Linked DNA regions of Homo sapiens: region 2 is linked to region 1. The links are chromatin loops, found by intact Hi-C in ENCODE. Cell type or tissue: A673. All regions are shown on one strand. Each heading gives the region's core, and the rest is flanking DNA. Links, peaks and the distances in the headings are about the cores only.

Region 1 (8,621 bases), core at 467-8,466:
TGTTGGCCAGGATGGTCTCAATCTCTTGACCTTGTGATCTGCCCACCTAGGCCTCCTAAAGTGCTGGGATTATAGGCACGAGCCACTGCGCCTGGCCATTTATTTTTTTGAAACAGGGTCTCACTCTGTAGCCCAGACTGGAATGCAGTGATCATGGCTCACTGCAGCCTCAACTTCCCGGGCTCAAGTGATCCTCCCACCTCAGCCTCCCAAGTAGCTGGGACCACAAGTGTGTGCCACCATGCCTGGCTAATTTTTTATTTGTATTTTTTAGAGATGGCATATCCTTATGTTGCCCAGGCTGATCTCCAACATTTAGGTTCAAGTAATCCTCCCACTTCAGCCTCCCAAAGTGCTGGGATTATAGGTATGAGCCATCATATCTGGTCAAAGTTGTTTCAGAAACAACAATCCTATCTCAAGCAAGAAAGATTCAGCCATAATTGTTTGTTTGTTTTAAAAAATTAACTTTGACCTGTGAGAGAAAAGTGTAAAATTAAAGGCAATTTCTAATAGACTCAACAGTCACTCTGCAGAAATAATCAGTTCCTTGCTGACTGAGGTAAGAAGAGGCTTCCCCACTCTTGTAGGCAAAGATGAGCCACAATCAGGTTCTAGGTAATCTAGACCTCTCCACTTCATGTTTCTTCCAGGAGCCAGAAGATAGGTCGCATGTTTTAAACGTAGGATGTCGGCAAACATCCAGCCTGTCTTTCCTCACGCTCTTCATCTGCTGATTGGGATCACTAGTGTATTAACCCTATTGCCTTCAGTTGCCTAGGAGAGCAATATACGATGGCTATTCATTCAACAAATGTCCTAAAATCCCAAAGTATAGGAATTCTTAGAAAATGTATGATATCAATATAAGTATGTATAGGCCAGTCATGGTGGTTTATGCCTGTAATCCCAGCACTTTGGGAGGCCGAGGTGGGTGGATCACTTGAGGTCAGGAGTTCGAGACCAGCCTGGCCAACATGGTGAAACTCTCTACAAAATATAGAAAAATTAGTCGGGCGTGGTGACGTGTGCCTGTAATCCCAGCTACTTGGAAGACTGAGGCATGAAAATTGCTTGAACTCGGGATGGGGAGGTTGCCGTGAGCCGAGATTGCGCCACTGCACTCCAGCCTAGGCAACAGAGTGAGACTCTGTCTCAAAAAAATAAAAATAAAAATAAATAAATAAAATATAATTACGTATAAATATAAAGTATAATCCTTTCACATACAGCTTAACAAGAAATTTTATTTAATGAAATACCATTAATTGTACTGTGACTAGCACAGAATATCAATTGTCTTGTTGAATATAGTGGACATAATTCCTAGCCTTTTTTCTTTAAAAGTGTAACATACTGGCCAGGCGCAGTGGCTCATGCCTGTAATCCCAGCACTTTGGAAGCCCAAGGCGGGCGGACCACAACATCAGGAGTTCTAGACCAGCCTGGTCAATATGGTGAAACCCCTGTCTCTACTAAAAGATACAAAAATTAGCCGAGCGTGGTGGTATGTGCCTGTAATCCCAGCTACTCGGGAGGCTGAGGCAGGAGAATCGCTTGAACCTGGGAGGTGGAGGTTCCAGTGAGCCGAGATCACACCACTGCACTGCAGCCTGGGCAACAGACAGAGACTATTCCATCTCAAAAAAAAAGAACATGCTGACAATACCTCTGGATGAGTAAATAAATTACTTTGTGCTAACATATTATGAAATAAATTAGAAAATATTATGATTGCATTACTTTCATCTTAACATCCAAGTGGTTCTTTGCCCTCAGAGCCAATATTTGATTTCACAAATAACCGCAAAATTGGAAAAAAAAGTAATATTATTACAATAAAGTTGTATGCAAGCATTACAAAATAAAGAGATTTTGCAACTGCTGGTTGCATTTTTCTGTCAGCTGCTCTACAAATTCAGGCTAAAAACACTTTAACTGCATTCAAGTTGGTTTTTGCAAACAAGCCTTTTAGGTTTAAAAGCTGTTCAACAGAATTGACCATCTTTGTAACTCTTCAGTTTCAAAATGCAAATAAATGGTCCTCTAGGTGCTCCCTATGTATTGTTACAAAATCTACATCCTTTTCACCCCTTTTATATCCCTTTTACGGCTATTAATTTTTAATTCTGGAGACACAGTCACTGTGTTTCTGGTTCTCTGGCGGGAGATAAATGTGATTTAGATCCTGTTTTATGTACGCTTGGGGTTGATGGTTCTGATTGTATCTATTTCCCAAGAGAAAAATTGCTGGTCCCCACAAGTCCTTCCTTGCTGGTCATAAAACAAATATTAAATAATGGCAATAAGCTATGAACCTTCTACAGTGCTCCAATGTTTAATTAAACGATTGCTGGTGAAAATAGCTAGTTATATAGAGAACTCACATGATTTACCTTATGTGTAGACCATACACATTTCTCGGGCCCTCAAGACCTCCTAATGCATGTACAGAATATCAACTATTATTTCTTGAGCCATATTTTTATAACTTACAGCCCTCTGGTATGTTGATGGGAGAACAGGGGCTACCCAAGTTGTGTTCTCTCAAAACTGGATTTCTGATTCCCAAACAGAACTGTTTTTTGACACTTAAAATAAACAAACCCTGTAAGTCTGTTACATTTAATATTTTATTCTCCACCCCTCCCCGCCCCCCCACCCCACCCCCACCCCACCCCCTCCCCTGGCTATTTAATGTGAGGTTTGTAGAGAAGTAAAAAGCTTTTAAAACTTCAGTTCTTCCTTTCATTACTTTTATCAAAGAATATACAGAAAAGAGCTGGAAGAGTTTTAAAATGCAAGCCTTGATGACATTCTGGAGCTCATCTAAGTATACTCTCTCTTTTCTTTTTTGAGACGGAGTCTCACTCTGTTGCCAGGCTGGAGCGCAATCTCGGCTCGCCGCCATCTCCGCCTCCCGCGTTCAATCGATTCTCCTGCCTCAGCCTCCTGAGTAGCTGGGACTATGGGCGCACGCCACCACGCCCAGCTAATTTTTGTATTTTTAGTAGAGATGGGGTTTCAGCATGTTGGCCAGGATGGTCTTGATCTCTTGACTTCATGATCTGCTCGCCTCAGCCTCCCAAAGCGTTAGGATTACAGGAGTGAGCCACTGCGCCCGGCCGTAAGTGTACTCTATCTTAATCACTTATAATTTTGTTTACAGGAGTATAATCCTCTCAGTGCTGTTATTGTCAGTCTTCCAGAGATTCTGCAAAGATTATTAGCTAAAGTGCATAGGATCTGTCCTAAAAGGCTCTAAGGAAAGATTTTAAAGTAGGCATTAGGATCAAATTACGTGTGTGCATGTGCATAACCACAGAGTGGGCTCCTCCCACCCACACACACACATATTAAGTCAAAATAGAGATACTTTCTATTTTTTGTGTATCTTTTTAAAATGGGTTTTGGGAACCCCTGCATGTGTCCCCCACTTATCTCAAATCCTCACAATTTATTTCTTCTCCCAAAATTATAAAAAAAATTTTTCTTTCTAGGGGCAAAAATGTTCCTAAACATTAATACATATTTAAGAAATAAGCCAGAGCTGAGTGATTTCACTTCACTGGGGATCGCTTTACTGATTGCTACAATGCTGTGGACTCATTTGGCTGATCCAAATATGCACTTAATTTCTGTCTATATAAATTATATGCCAATATGATTTATATCTGATTATATATAATTTATATAGATATAATTTATCTGTATATAATATCTCTCTATCTACATCTCTCTATATGTAATTTATATATAATTTATAGCTACACAACATAAACCAGATTGCGGTGATGAACATTCTCCAGAAGCAGAGGCATTTCAGGTAGATTCAAATAAATGATTTGCAAAGAATCATCAAAAATCGATCTTCTGTTCAGAGCTGCACTTCATTAAATAAATGTGGGATTCAGTCATAAAAAGAAAATAATATGCCTTGACTAGCTATGTTTCACCTTTTAAAAGAGAAAGAGAGAAAAGGAAGGAGTGAAAGAAGGAAAGAAGAGATTTTTTTAAAACTTTAAAATGTTGTGATAGGGTAGAAGAGAGTGGGATTAGGGAGTTGCGGGGTTGGGGGAGGATTGGTCCTGGCCATCTTATTTCCATTTACTGACTGTATTACCTTGGGAGAATCAGTTCATTTTTCTGAACATCAGTTTACTCCACAGAAAACAGGAATAATAATGCTCATCTTATAGGGAACAGAAAGATATTTACACATAAAAGCTTTGGAAACCATGAACTCACATAGGTTAATTCAACGTGTTAATTCAACTTCTGTTTCTATGTCATCCCCAGTGTGAGACAGGAAAAGCTTTATTTTCTCACTTTAGTTGGATTCTATTTGTGACACGATGGTTTAAAATCATGTCTTAAGGAGATGATGGCTTTGGGTATTAGTCAAGTCTACAGACTAGTGCTTTTCAAACTTCAGTGTCCACACAAATCACCGGGAGTCTTGTTAAAGTGCAGGTCTGAGGCGGAGCTTGAGATTCTGTGTGCCTAACCAGCTCCCAGGTAAGGCCAGGGCTTGAGAACCCTGCCTAGTTTTTGATAATATTAAGGGCTGCTTCACCACTTCCACATGCTGAGCACACATTATTTATTGGATCACAGCACAGAGTTGTAAGTGCTGCTGCTGATGTCATTCGAGTTTTCTTCATGGTGATAAATACGTCCTCTGGGAATGATTGCAGCCAACAGAGAGGACTGTAAACTGAATGACAGGATGAGGCAAGTAGGGGAGAGAGTGATCCATGGAAGAATCTGCTGCTTCTCCTCCTCTCTTGCCTGTCACTCATGATGAATGGCTCTATGCAGAAAGGTTGAACTCAACTGCAGTGGTGACTTGCAATTAAACTCCCCACGCATTCTTTACTATGTCTTTCATTGGCATACTGTCCATAATATGGACCATAATTACGGTCCATAATACATTTCATACCAAGGTGGAGACAAACCTTCATTTTGGTAGATTGTTACACACATAAGCATCTATCTCTCTTATTAGGGAATTTACTTTTATACCTTAAAGCAGAGGTTTTGGCTTCATAACATCAAGATGAAGCAATAATAAGAAATACAAATGACAAATTACAATGAATAGTACAGAGGCGAGCCATCTTCACTAAAAGCCACATAGACACCTTAGTCTCCACTTTTTAAAATCAAGCCATTCATCCAAGAAATATTTATTGATTCCCTACAGCATGCCAGGTATCATTCTGGGATCTAGGATAAAGGATTGAAAGAAATAACCTCTGCTCTGACAGAGCTTACAGTTTATACAAATAAGAAAATATACAACATACCAGGTAGGGATAAGTAAAGAAAAAAAAAAAGATAAAGCAAAGTAAGGAAGAAAGGAAAAGCAGATGTGGGAGTTTTATTTTACAAGAGGGGAAGATGATAGTGATAAGGGGGCAGGGAAGACTTAAAGAAAGTGAGATCAAGATACATGGATGAGCCCGCCTTGGCCTCCCAAAGTGCTGGGATTACAAGCGTGAGCCGCTGCACCCAGCCTACCCTTTCTTTAATCTCTAATTTTTGTTTTGTCAAGATGGAGTCTTGCTATGTTGCCCAAGCTTGTCTTGAATTCCTGGGCTCAAGCAATCCTCCCGTTGCATCCTCCCAAAGTGCTAGGATTAAATGCCAAGTACAATTACCCTTTTAAATATATGTTTTATTTTTTAAAAAAGTTTACCTAATTTGTATACAAATATTCTGATAATCTATTACATACATCTTTAAAAAAACTGTAATACTATTTATTTTAGAACATCTGTTAATGAGTGATATGATTTGATTCTGTGTCCCCACCCAAATCTCATGTCGAATTGTAATCCCCACACATTGGAGGAGAGTCCTGGTAAGAGGTGACTGAATCATGGGGGCAGACTACCCCCTTGCTGTTCTCATGATAGTGAATGAGTTCTCATGAGACCTGGTTGTTTTAAAAGTGTGTAATGCTTCCTCTTTCGCTCTCTCTTCCTCCTGCTCCAACCATGTAAGATGTGCTGGCTTCCCCTTCACCTTCTGTCATGATTGTAAGCTTCCTGAGGCCTCCTGGCCATGCCTCCTATATAGCCTGCAGAACTGTGAGTCTGCATAATAACCAGCTAACATCGTGATGACAGAATCAAATCCACACATATCAATACTAACTGTAAATGTAAATGGGGCAGGCACAGTGGCTCACGCTGGTAATCCCAACACTTTGGAAGCCCGAAGTGGGTGGATCACCTGAGGTCAGGAGTTTGAGAGCAGCCTGGTCAACATGGCAAAACCTCATTTCTACTAAAAATACAAAACTTAGCTGGGCATTGTGGTGGGTGCCTGTAATTCCAGCTACGTGGGAGGCTGAGGCAGGAGAATCGCTTGAACCTGAAAGGCAGAGGTTGCAGTGAGCCAAGATGGTGCCACTACACTCCAGCATGGGCTATACAGCGAGACTCTGTCTCAAAAATAAATAAATAAATGTAAATGGGCTACATGCCTCAATTAAAAGACATGGAGAGGCAAGCTGGATAAAGAACCAAGAACCAAGACATTGGTATACTGTCTTCAAGAGACCCATCTCACATGCAGCAACACACATAGGCTCAAAATAAAGGGATGGAGAAAAATCTACCAAGCAAATGGAAAACAGAAAAAAGCAGTGGTTGCAATCCTAGTTTCTGACAAAACAGACTTTAAACCACCAAAGATAAAAAAAGACAGAGAAAGGCATTATATAATGGTAAAGGGTTCAATTCAACAAGAAGATCTAACTATCTTAAATATATACATACCCAACACTGGAGCATACAGATTCATAAAGCAAGTTCTTAGAGACCTACAAAGAGACTTAGACTCCCACACAATAATAGTGGGAGACTTTAACACCCCACTGACAACATTAGCAGGTCATTGAGGTAGAAAATTAACAAAGATATTTAGGACCTGAACTCAGCTCTAGATCAAATGGACTTGATAGACAACTACAGAACTCTTCACCCCAAAACAACAGAATATACATTCTTCCCATTGCCACATGGCATATACTCTAAAATCAATCACATAATTGTAAGTAAAACGCTCCTCAGCAATTGCAAAAGAACTGAAATTATAACAGTCTCTAGGGTCACGGTGCAATCAAATTATAAATGAAGACTAAGAAATTCACTCAAAACCATACAATTACATGGAGATTGCATAATTACTCTTGAATGATTTTTGTGTATATAGTAAAATTAAGACAGAAATCAAGAAGTTCTTTGAAACTAATGAGAACAAAGATACAATATACAGAATCTCTGGGACACAGTTAAGGCAGTGTGAAGAGTGAATTTTATAGTACTAAATGCCCACATCAAAAAGTTAGAAAAATCTCAAGTTAACAACCTAACATGACAACTGAAAGAACTAGAAAACCAAGGGAAAACCAATCCCAAAGCTAGCAGGACAAGAAATAACCAAAACCAATACTGAACTGAAGGAGATTGAGACATGAAAAATCATTCAAAAGATCAATAAATCCAGGAGCTAGTTTTCTGAAAAAATTAGTAAAATAGACTGCTAGCTAGACTAACAAAGAAGAAGAAAGAGAAGATTCAAATAAACACAATCAGAAACAACAAGGGGAATATTACCACTGACCCCACAGAAATACAAACAACCATCAGATAATACTATGAACAACTCTACTCTATGCACATAAACTAGAAAATCTAGAAGAAATAGATAAATTCTTGGTCATATACACTCTCCCTAGAGTGAACCAGGAAGGAATTGAATCCCTGAACAGAACAATAATGAGCTCTGAAATTGAGGCAGTAATAAATAGCCTACCAACCAAAAAAAGGCCAGGACCAGATGGATTTACAGATAAATTCTACCAGATGTATGAAGAGCTGGTACCATTTCTACTGAAACTATTCCAGAAAGTTAAGGAGGAGAGAGTCCTCCCTAACCCATTCTACGAGGCCAGCATAATCCTGATACCAAAACCTGGCAGAGATACAACAATAAAAGAAAACTTTAGGCCAATATCCTTGATGAACATTAGTGCAAAAATCCTCAGCAAATACTGGGAAACTGAATCCAGTAGCACATCAAAAAGCTTATCCACCACGATCAAGTAGGCTTAATCCCTAGGATGCAAAGTTGGTTCAACATATGCAAATCAATAAATGTGACTCATCACAGAACTAAAGACAAAACCCACATGATTATCTCAGTAGATGCAGAAAAGGCTTTTGATAAAATTTAACTCCATTCATGTTAAAAACTCTCAATAAACTACGTATTGAAGGAACACACCTCAAAATAATAAGAGCCATATATGAGAAACCCACACCCAACATCATACTGAATGGGCAAAAGTTGGAAGCATTCCTCTTGAAAACCGGCACAAGATAAGGATGCCTTCTTTCACCACTCCTGTTCAACATAGTATTGGAAGTCCTGGCCAGGGCAATCAGGCAAAAGAAAGAAATAAAGGGCATCCAAATAGGAATTTCTATCCCTGTTTGCAGATGACATGATCCTGTATCTAGAAAACCCCTTAGTCTCAGCCCAAAAGCTTAAGCTGATAAGGAACTTCAGCACAGTCTCTGAATACAAAATCAATGTACAAAAAT
Region 2 (8,621 bases), core at 114-8,113, 73 kb before region 1:
ATAATGTGAATTCCCACGATCCTTTCTATTTGGAATTTTAAGGAAACAAATCACTTGTATAGCGGGATTTTGTTTCCCTAACTTACGAATGCAGGAAAAACTCGGCACATCACTCGACAATATTGCTCTTAACGCTTGCAGAAACGTTCCATGGCTGTTCCCTTCCAGTCTCCTCGGACGGAAGCAAGGGGACCACCCAGTCACCTTTGCACGCTGCGGCTGTTTTTGTATTCCGTGTGCTGTTTGAGCGCTTATGTCTTTCAGGCGAATTAATTCTTCAGTTTCAATTCGTGAATGGGAAAGAAACTTGCCTTGTCGCTCTTGCCCTTCCCCCCTCTTGAGCCCCAGGGAATAGCACTTTACTCGCGACACAATTTTGGGAATGGAGGGGGGCAGAGTGGGGAGAAATCCGCTTTGCCCTTTGGCTCTAAGTCACCTCCGCCTCTTGTCCGCGCCGCGTTCGGGTTGTGACTTTGTTTATGTCTGCTGGTGTTGTACGCGGTGTTCTCTATTAAAGCTTCTCTCTGGATATCTATGCTAGCCCCGTGTGAAGGTGTTTCAGTTCTCCAAGGATGAGGCCGTGGTTTGAGTGCCCACAGTTAGGTTAGGGTACTTTGCAAATCCTTCCCCTCCCTCTTATTTCTTAACTTCAGAACTTCAAAGGGGTGAGTACACGGGCGAGCCACCAGTAAGCACCGATTTCCTTCATTGCTCCTTTCAGCCTTTGGCACAATCATCTCTTTTACTATCTATTATTATTAGTAGTAGTATTTTAGAGACAAGATCCCACTATGTTTACCAGGCTGGTCTCGAACTTCCGATCTCAAACAATCGTCCCATCTGGGCCTCCCAAAGTGCTAGGATTACAGGCGTGAGCCATCACGCCCGGCCACCACCTATTTTTAATATGTCCGTTTCCTAATTGAACTTAAGTCCACCACCATGGTAGAGACTGAATTAGCAAAAACCCGCAACAGTGCGTTTTTCCTGTCACCACTATCCGTCACCTCTCTCCCATTTTGAGGTCCTCGACTACCATCTAAGGCCAGGAACTCGGTGTCAGCGGGGTGGGTGCCCGACGGCGCCCCCTTAAGTCTGCGGTCCTGGACGGAGGCAGCCGGGTTGGCGCCGGGACACTGCCGCTGCCGCATCAACTAGGCAAGCGCGCCCAGCCACCGCCGCCTAGAAGACCTGTTGCGCGCCGACACCGCGCCTCGCGGGAGGCCACAGCCTGGGGCCTGGGACCGCAGAGTTCTTGGTGGGTGAAAGCCGGCGGCCAAGCTGCTCGAGCTGCGGGAAGGGAACCCTTGGGCAGCGGCTGCTGCAGAGCTGCTCTGGGAGTGGGCCAGGAGGCCCCGGCAGGGTGCGGCGCCTCCGCTGGGGCCTGGGAAGCCGCGTCCCGGCCTCCGCCCTCCACCCTTTAGCACAGGTCTACTTTGAACCAGCTTCCGTGTGCCCAGCCAGGCCAACGAAAGTCACCTCTGACCTTTCATCAGAATAAAATAAAAAGCCAAAAGACCACCCATGCACAGAATGACAATGGCAGGGGCAGGAATGGGGAGGAAGTTAGGTTACATCTTAAAACTAGGTGTTTCAACGAATCCCTTATTTACAAATCCCATTGCGGCGTGCCTCAAAGTTTTGACTTCGCCTGGGAGACATTTCTTAGGCCAGAAGTTTTGTTTTGGGGGCTCAAACAATTCGGGAGTATATCCCATTCTTCCAGCTTGAGACTGCCACGTTTCCTGTGAGGTTTTCCTCTCTGTTATTCTGGGACTATTGAAAGAGAAAAGAAAGAAGGCGGAGGGGACCCTGACACGGGAGTTATAAATCTGGGGGAACTTTGGGGTCTGGCTTCCTTGTCCATCTCCAGGTGATCTGAAGCCCCGGCCCCAACCTAGTTTAGCAGCAGCGAGTTACCCGGCCAGAAGAAGGGCCTGGGATCCCAGGGGTTTCTTCAAAGCACCTCCTCTCTCTTTCTCACCTGCCTGAAAGGCCCAGTGTGCTTTTTAGGGGTGCCCTCGGTCCTGCTTTCAGGAGAGAGGTGAGGCCCAAAGCGACCTGCGGCGCCGGGTGGGCTGGCTCAAGGGTCAGCCTCTCCAGAAAGAGAGGAAGCTGTGGGCCATGAAGCTTCCCGGCACCCAGCCCCTGCCGTGGAACCCCCTCCTGCATCAGTGAGGTAAACACAGTGGTTTGGTTTGGTTTTCACAGTAAGGAGAAGGAGAGAAAGAGCAGAGATGAGGAGGCACAGTTTTCATCCAGAAGGGAACCTTGGTTCACAAAGGAAGCTGTGAACGAAGTGGAGACTGGAGAAGGTGGGGGGGGTTCGTGTAAATAAACAAGGGGGCGGGGCTTTTCTGCCAAGGCCCTGATCCCAAGGGAGACCCCAATTAAGGCCCTGGACACCGCCCTGAAGACCCTTCTTCATTAAGATGGCGCCTGGGTTCCTTGAACCCTAACTGTATTGTGAGGGCTTCATCCCCAGTAGCACCTACTACCGGCGTTGCCAAGCCGGGAACCTAGCAAGGAATAGTCTTGACAGGCCTTTGGGATACCAGGACTGGGAGACCCCCCAGGCCCAGGCTCACTGCTGTCACCAGAATCATATCTATATATCCAAGTGCCAAAACACATCCACTCAAAGACATCCGGGCCGAGTTTGGTGCTTATTTTAAATATGCTAATAGGGGTCCAACCATTGACAAAGTATTGGTTTGGCAATAATGGAAGTTTATAGAGAACCACTAAAACCTGTATAAGAGGAATAATAAATTAATGATGATATTTTGGTAACCCTCTCAACATGAAGTCATGCTCCTAGTTTCCAGGATGATAGAAAAGGCTGTAGTTGTTTAGCCTGTATCCCACTTAAGTGAACCCTGAGAAAGACGAAGAGAAGCAATGAGGAAGGAGGGTGGTGTTGATATTCTTAAAATAAAAGTAGAAAGAAAACAACTTGGAATGAACCACTTGATTATATTTTGGAGGGAAGTTGAGAACAGAGTTAAGGGCCAAGGTTAGGATGAAGCTACGTTAGCTATCATCCCAAGGAGAACAGGCCTTCCCATAAGGGCCGGGACTGGCACAGTTGGCATCTGGCACTTAGGAAGCCTGTCAGAAAGGCTGGCTTGTGGTCAATTATCTCCTTAAGTAGACTGGCATTAGTCCAGCCAGGGAGGAGGACTAGTTGCATCCATAGGAATCAGAGCCAGTTAGCTGGAAGTGGCACTGCTGAATTCCAAGCATCTTTGCATTGAGCAGTTTAGAAGGCTGATCAACACATCTCCTCCTGGGATTCAAAGGTGACATTTGCCTGCTTGGCACTAGTACAGGAAGACTCCAGCTGAGTGTGGAAATAGAGTGCCTTAGGAGAAGCAACACTGATCATTAAAGCCACTGATTCTCCTCAAATTCCATTCATCTGACAAAATTGCCATTTTCATTCCATTTCATTCCAATGCCATTTCATTTTTCATTGTATCTAACTATGAAATGGGAAGAAAGGATAGCCTGGGGACATGTTCAGGCTTGGATGATGTGGCAAGGACTTGAAGAGGTATTTGTGTTAACCAGATTGTGTGTCTGTGAGTCTGTGTGGGAGTGCAAGAGCAGGGTGGAGTTAGCGTTGAAAATGGAAAACTAAAGAAATAGTTGCAAAAGCCAGGGATAAGCTAACCTCTTTTGGGTTTAAAGGCAGAGTGAGGATCCAAGTGTAGCTGGGAAGACCTTGAATTCCAGAGGACAAAAACAATTTCTTCAAGTCCAGCATTCCCCATTTTGCTCATTCGAAGTATTTACATTAACTTTATCTTACAAAGTTGAAAAGCTACCTTATATCCTTTGGGGGAGATTAAAGAGATCTGCTTGGGATTTTAATTCAGTCTTAAACCATTGTTTAAATGGTATGAGTCTGGCAAAACTTCAGCTATACTCTGTCCCAAGCACTTTTCCCCTTTAACTATTCCCTGTGTGTTTTAAGGAAAATTCAAGCCACATGTTTCTCTTTCCCCCTTGCATCCAAATGTAGTTTTATTGAATTTTAGCACAGTCCACGAAATTCAAATTCTGAGTTTTAAGCCATAATATATTCATATGATCTATACTCAGTCACATGATAAGCACATATATTATTAAGCAGAAAATAAAGCATCTGAGAACTACAGTTATATGATTATAGTAACATTTCTTTAGACTGAAGAGCCACACTGGATGCCACATTAAAAAGGATGTTATAAAATTATCAAACACTTTTTAAAAGCTAACATAGTGATTCATGAAAACATTTTAAAAGAATATTGGAAGGAGGTTCTTTTTGTATTTAATTTAATCCAAACAGTTCTTTCCTGACACAAGGAACAGTGTCTTTTGTATACCTGAGACATCCAAGCTTTGCTCATAAGTCACTGACCTCATAACTGCAGCATCATTTTTAAAAGGAGTTAAAATTTGCTATCCGATCTGAGACACTGCCAGTCTTGTCAACACCTTCCTGGACAACATGTTTCTACTGTTACTGCAGAAGGATACCTGGGAAGAAAGGAGCTAGGGAGCTGAGGTCCAGGACCAGCTAAACTAGATTTATTCCAGAAAGGTTTCACAAAGCTGAAACACACAGATTTAAAAAGGAAGGAAAGAGGGAAGGAGGGAGAGGCAGAAATGTGCCTCCAATACTAACCAAGCAAAAATAAAATTAAATTACAATTTCCTTTTTCTTTTTTTTTTTTTTTGAGACATAGTCTTGCTCTGTCGCCCAGGCTGGAGTACAGCGGCGCAATCTTGGTTAACTGCAAGCTCCACCTCCCGGGTTCACGCCATTCTCCTGCCTCAGCCTCCCAAGTAGCTAGGACTACAGGTGCCCACCACCATGCCCGGCTAATTTTTCTGTATTTTTAGTAGAGACAGGGTTTCACCGTGTTAGCCAGGATGGTCTCGATTTCCTGACCTTGTGATCCTCCCTCCTTGGCCTCCCAAAGTGCTGGGATTACAGGTGTGAGCCACCGCACCTGGCCTAAATTTCAATTTTCTAACCTAATGCCATTGTTTTGGTTTTCTCTCAGGAAGCTATAGATCAATTATTTCAATGTATATTACTATATCTATGACACTAAAGAGAGTAAACTATGTAACTCTCAGCCTCATTTATTGCCTAAAAAGATGAGGCTTTAGTCTGCCTGCGAATTCCTCAGGATGAGGATTCTGTGACATTAACTTTGTTGTAATTTATTTTATAGGAATTAACCTAAATCCCCATAGGGAAATGTTTAAATAAATTATGCTATTTGCATACTATGGAATATCATGCAGTCATTATAAGTAATGTTTATGAAAATTTACTTCTAGTAGAAAATGATTATGAAAAAAAAAAAAAAGACCAGGCACAGTGGCTCACACCTGTAATCCCAGCACTTTGGGAGGCCGAAGCAGGCGGATCACCAGGTCAGGAGATCAAGGCCATCCTGACCAATATGGTGAAACCCTGTCACTACTAAAATACAAAAAAATTAGCCAGGCATGGTGGCACACACCTGTAGTCTCAGCTACTCAGGAAGCTGAGGCAGGGGAATCACTTGAACCCAGGAGGCAGAGGTTGCAGTGAGCCAAGATAGTGCCACTGCACTCCAGCCTGGTGACAGAGCAAGACTCCATTAAAAAAAAAAAAAAAAGATTATGAAATCCTATTGAGGAAAAACTATTTAATAGATGCAGTACGGTCTCAACCCTGTAACATACATTGAAAAGATACTAAAGAGCACTATACCAAATATTAACAGTAATGTCTTTAGGTTGGTGAAATGTCATTTTTTATGTGTGTTTTCCATATGTTCTAGGTTGTTTTAGATTATCTGCACCAATTAGGTTTTATTTTAATAATTAGGAAAATAATTACTCAAAAATATATTCAGCCAATATAACTGGCATTTTAACAAAATGTGGATCTTTTGTTAAGTTTTTAATTTTAATTTTTTTTTTTGAGACAGAATCTCACTCTGTTGCCTAGGCTGGAGTGCAGTGGCACGATCTCGGCTCACTGCAACCTCTGCCTCCTGGGTTCAAGCAATTCTCCTGCTTCAGCCTCCCAAGTAGCTGGGATTACAGGTGCCCACCACCACACCTGGCTAATTTTTGTATTTTAGTAGAGACGGGGTTTCACCATGTTGGCCAGGCTGGTCTTGAACTCCTGACCTCAGATGATCCACCCACCTCGGCCTCCCAAAATGCTGGGATTACAGGCGTGAGCCACTTCACCCAGCAGATCATTTTAAAATAGTAGTTTAAGTCTAGGGGGATGGGTGAAGAGCTGACTGATTGAAATATAAAACCAAACAGCAGCAAAGACACATGGAACCCTGCACAGCTTGCTATCTTCCCGCTGTGCCTTGCACCACAGCCCCCATTGCAGCCAGCCCTTCAGGAAGAAAATGAGGCTACCGCTTTACTTCAGGAATTTTCTGAGAATCACTGTGCCATAGAGCTGGAAAGAAGAAATGTTAAGGGGTTAAAATCGAGCTCCAGGAGAGAAAGACCAATTTTGCCTGTCCTTTGTTTTTGCTCTGTCCAGGTCCCCAGCCAATTGGATGGTGCCCACCCACACTGAGGGTGGTCTTCCCCACTTAATCTACTCAGATTCACATGCCAATCTCCTCTGGAGACACCCTCACAGACACACCCTAAAATAATGCTTTAGCAAGTCTCTCGGTATTTATCCCCTAATCCACTCAAGTAGACACCTAAAATTAACTATCACAGCACAGAACTTCTCAAAGTGTGGTCTGGGTTCCAGCAACATCAGCCTCACCTGAGCGCTTGCTAGAAGGGCACACAGTCTCAGGCACCACTTGACATCTGCTGAGTCAGAGTCTTTGCTGGTGAGGCCCCAAAATGGCTTGGGGGCTTGCTGAAGAGTAAAATTCACGTCATTGTATTACTTCTTCTACTGGCTTCCTCTCTTTTCACCTTTTGTGTTTCATGAATTTTTAGTAGCCTTAAACCCTTTTTGAAATTAAGAAGATAATTGACACAAAGTTCTACATTCTACCAGGTTAGGCATTTCCTTGCAAATGAAAAATAATATACAGTTTTCCAAAATAGTACTGTACTTTTTATTAATTCTAGCTGGCAACTCTTTTTGTGGAATGGCAAGGTTTTCAAGGGGAAAAGTTTTAGATACTAGTTCTATTACTTTGATTAAACCTGTATTGTGTCTTCCCTATCTATGCCAAAATTGTTTTTTTTTTTTTTTAATTCAAAAAACCTACAGCTACTCACGATTATTGCATGTTTCAGAAGGGTGAACATCTCCCAACTTTTATGCCAGAAGCCTGATAACTTATTGAAAATGGTCACAGATAATTGAGATGTAGATTTTCAAGTAAGTTTCAATGGAGAACTAAAACTGTTGAAATTATAAGACTGAATTTCTAACCCAAAGGAAAAAGAGAATCCAAGTAAAACTAAATATATCCTGCTTTGGACAGGCGCAGTGGCTCACATCTGTAATCCCAGCACTTTGGGAGGCCAAGGTGGGCAGATCACCTGAGGTCAGGAGTTCGAGACCAGCCTGGCCAACATGGTAAAACCCCATCTCTACTAAAAATACAAAAATTAGCTGGGTGTGGTGGTGGGTGCCTGTAATCTCAGCTACTTGAGAGGCTGAGGCAGGAGAATCACTTGAATCCGTGAGGCAGAGGTTGCAGTGAGCTGAAACTGTGCCATTGTACTCCAGCCTGGGCAACAAGAACAAAACCCCATCTCAAAAAAAAAATTAAAAAAAAAATGAAAAATCCTGCTTTACTAGCTTGAAATACAAAATAGATCTTCTTTCTTTCTTTCTTTCTCTCTTTCTTTTTCTTTTCTATTTTTTTTTTTTTTTTTTTGACGGAGTTTCACTCTTGTTGCCCAGGCTGGAGTGCAATGGCGTGCTCTCAGCTCACTGCAATCTCCGCCTCCCCGGTTCAAGCAACTCTCCTGCCTCAGCCTCCAGAGTAGCTGGGATTATAGGCCTGTGCCACCACACCCTTCCAATTTTGTATTTCTAGTAGAGACGGGGTTTCTCCATGTTGGTCAGTCTGGTCTCCAACCCCCAACCTCAGGTGATCTGCCTGTCTCAGCCTCCCTAAGTGCTGGGATTACAGGTGTGAGCCATGGAGCCCGGCCTGATGATATTTCTTTAATATACAAAAAAGTTGCTTTCTCATTCCAGTTACTCCTAGAAATGTATTCCTTGTCAGAGAACTCCAGAGGCCGACTCAGACCTAGTTATGCCCACCTCTTAAAGAAAAATTGAGGTCTATTAGATCTAGTAACATTGCCTTTCAAATTTTAAGTGCATATGAATCATCTGGAGAGGTTTTAAAACACAGTGTTTTGGGCCCCACCTTCAAAGACTCTGACTCAGCAGATGTGGAGTGGTGCCTGAGACTGTGCCCTTCTAGCAAGCACTCAGGTGAGGCTGATGTTACTGGAAGCCAGACCACACTTTGAGAAGTTCTGTGCTGTGATGGCTAATTTCGGGTGTCCACTTGACTGGATTAGGAAATAAATACTGACAGGCCTGGTAAAGCATGATTTTGAAGTGTGTCTATAAAGGTGTCTCCAGAGGAGATTGGCGTGTGAGTCTGAGT

The links. Peaks named below come from ENCODE experiments on the same cell type or tissue, not always from the same donor. Only the 100,000 strongest peaks of a DNase experiment are listed, where the experiment ranks them.
Region 2: it touches region 1 in a loop (4-fold over the local background); 2 of 110 quality-filtered maps call a loop at or near these places.

The regions. Positions count from the first base shown.
Region 1 is chr9:77,094,922-77,103,542 of GRCh38, forward strand. No RefSeq gene overlaps it. Among named protein-coding and RNA genes, the nearest start is that of VPS13A, 78 kb to the right of the region's middle. In A673, for the core only: no CTCF peak of the experiment used is centred there; a DNase peak (open chromatin) is centred at 4,670; H3K27me3 peaks cover 1,022 bases.
Region 2 is chr9:77,021,845-77,030,465 of GRCh38, forward strand. No RefSeq gene overlaps it. Among named protein-coding and RNA genes, the nearest start is that of FOXB2, 6.5 kb to the left of the region's middle. In A673, for the core only: no CTCF peak of the experiment used is centred there; no DNase peak of the experiment used is centred there; H3K27me3 peaks cover 6,843 bases.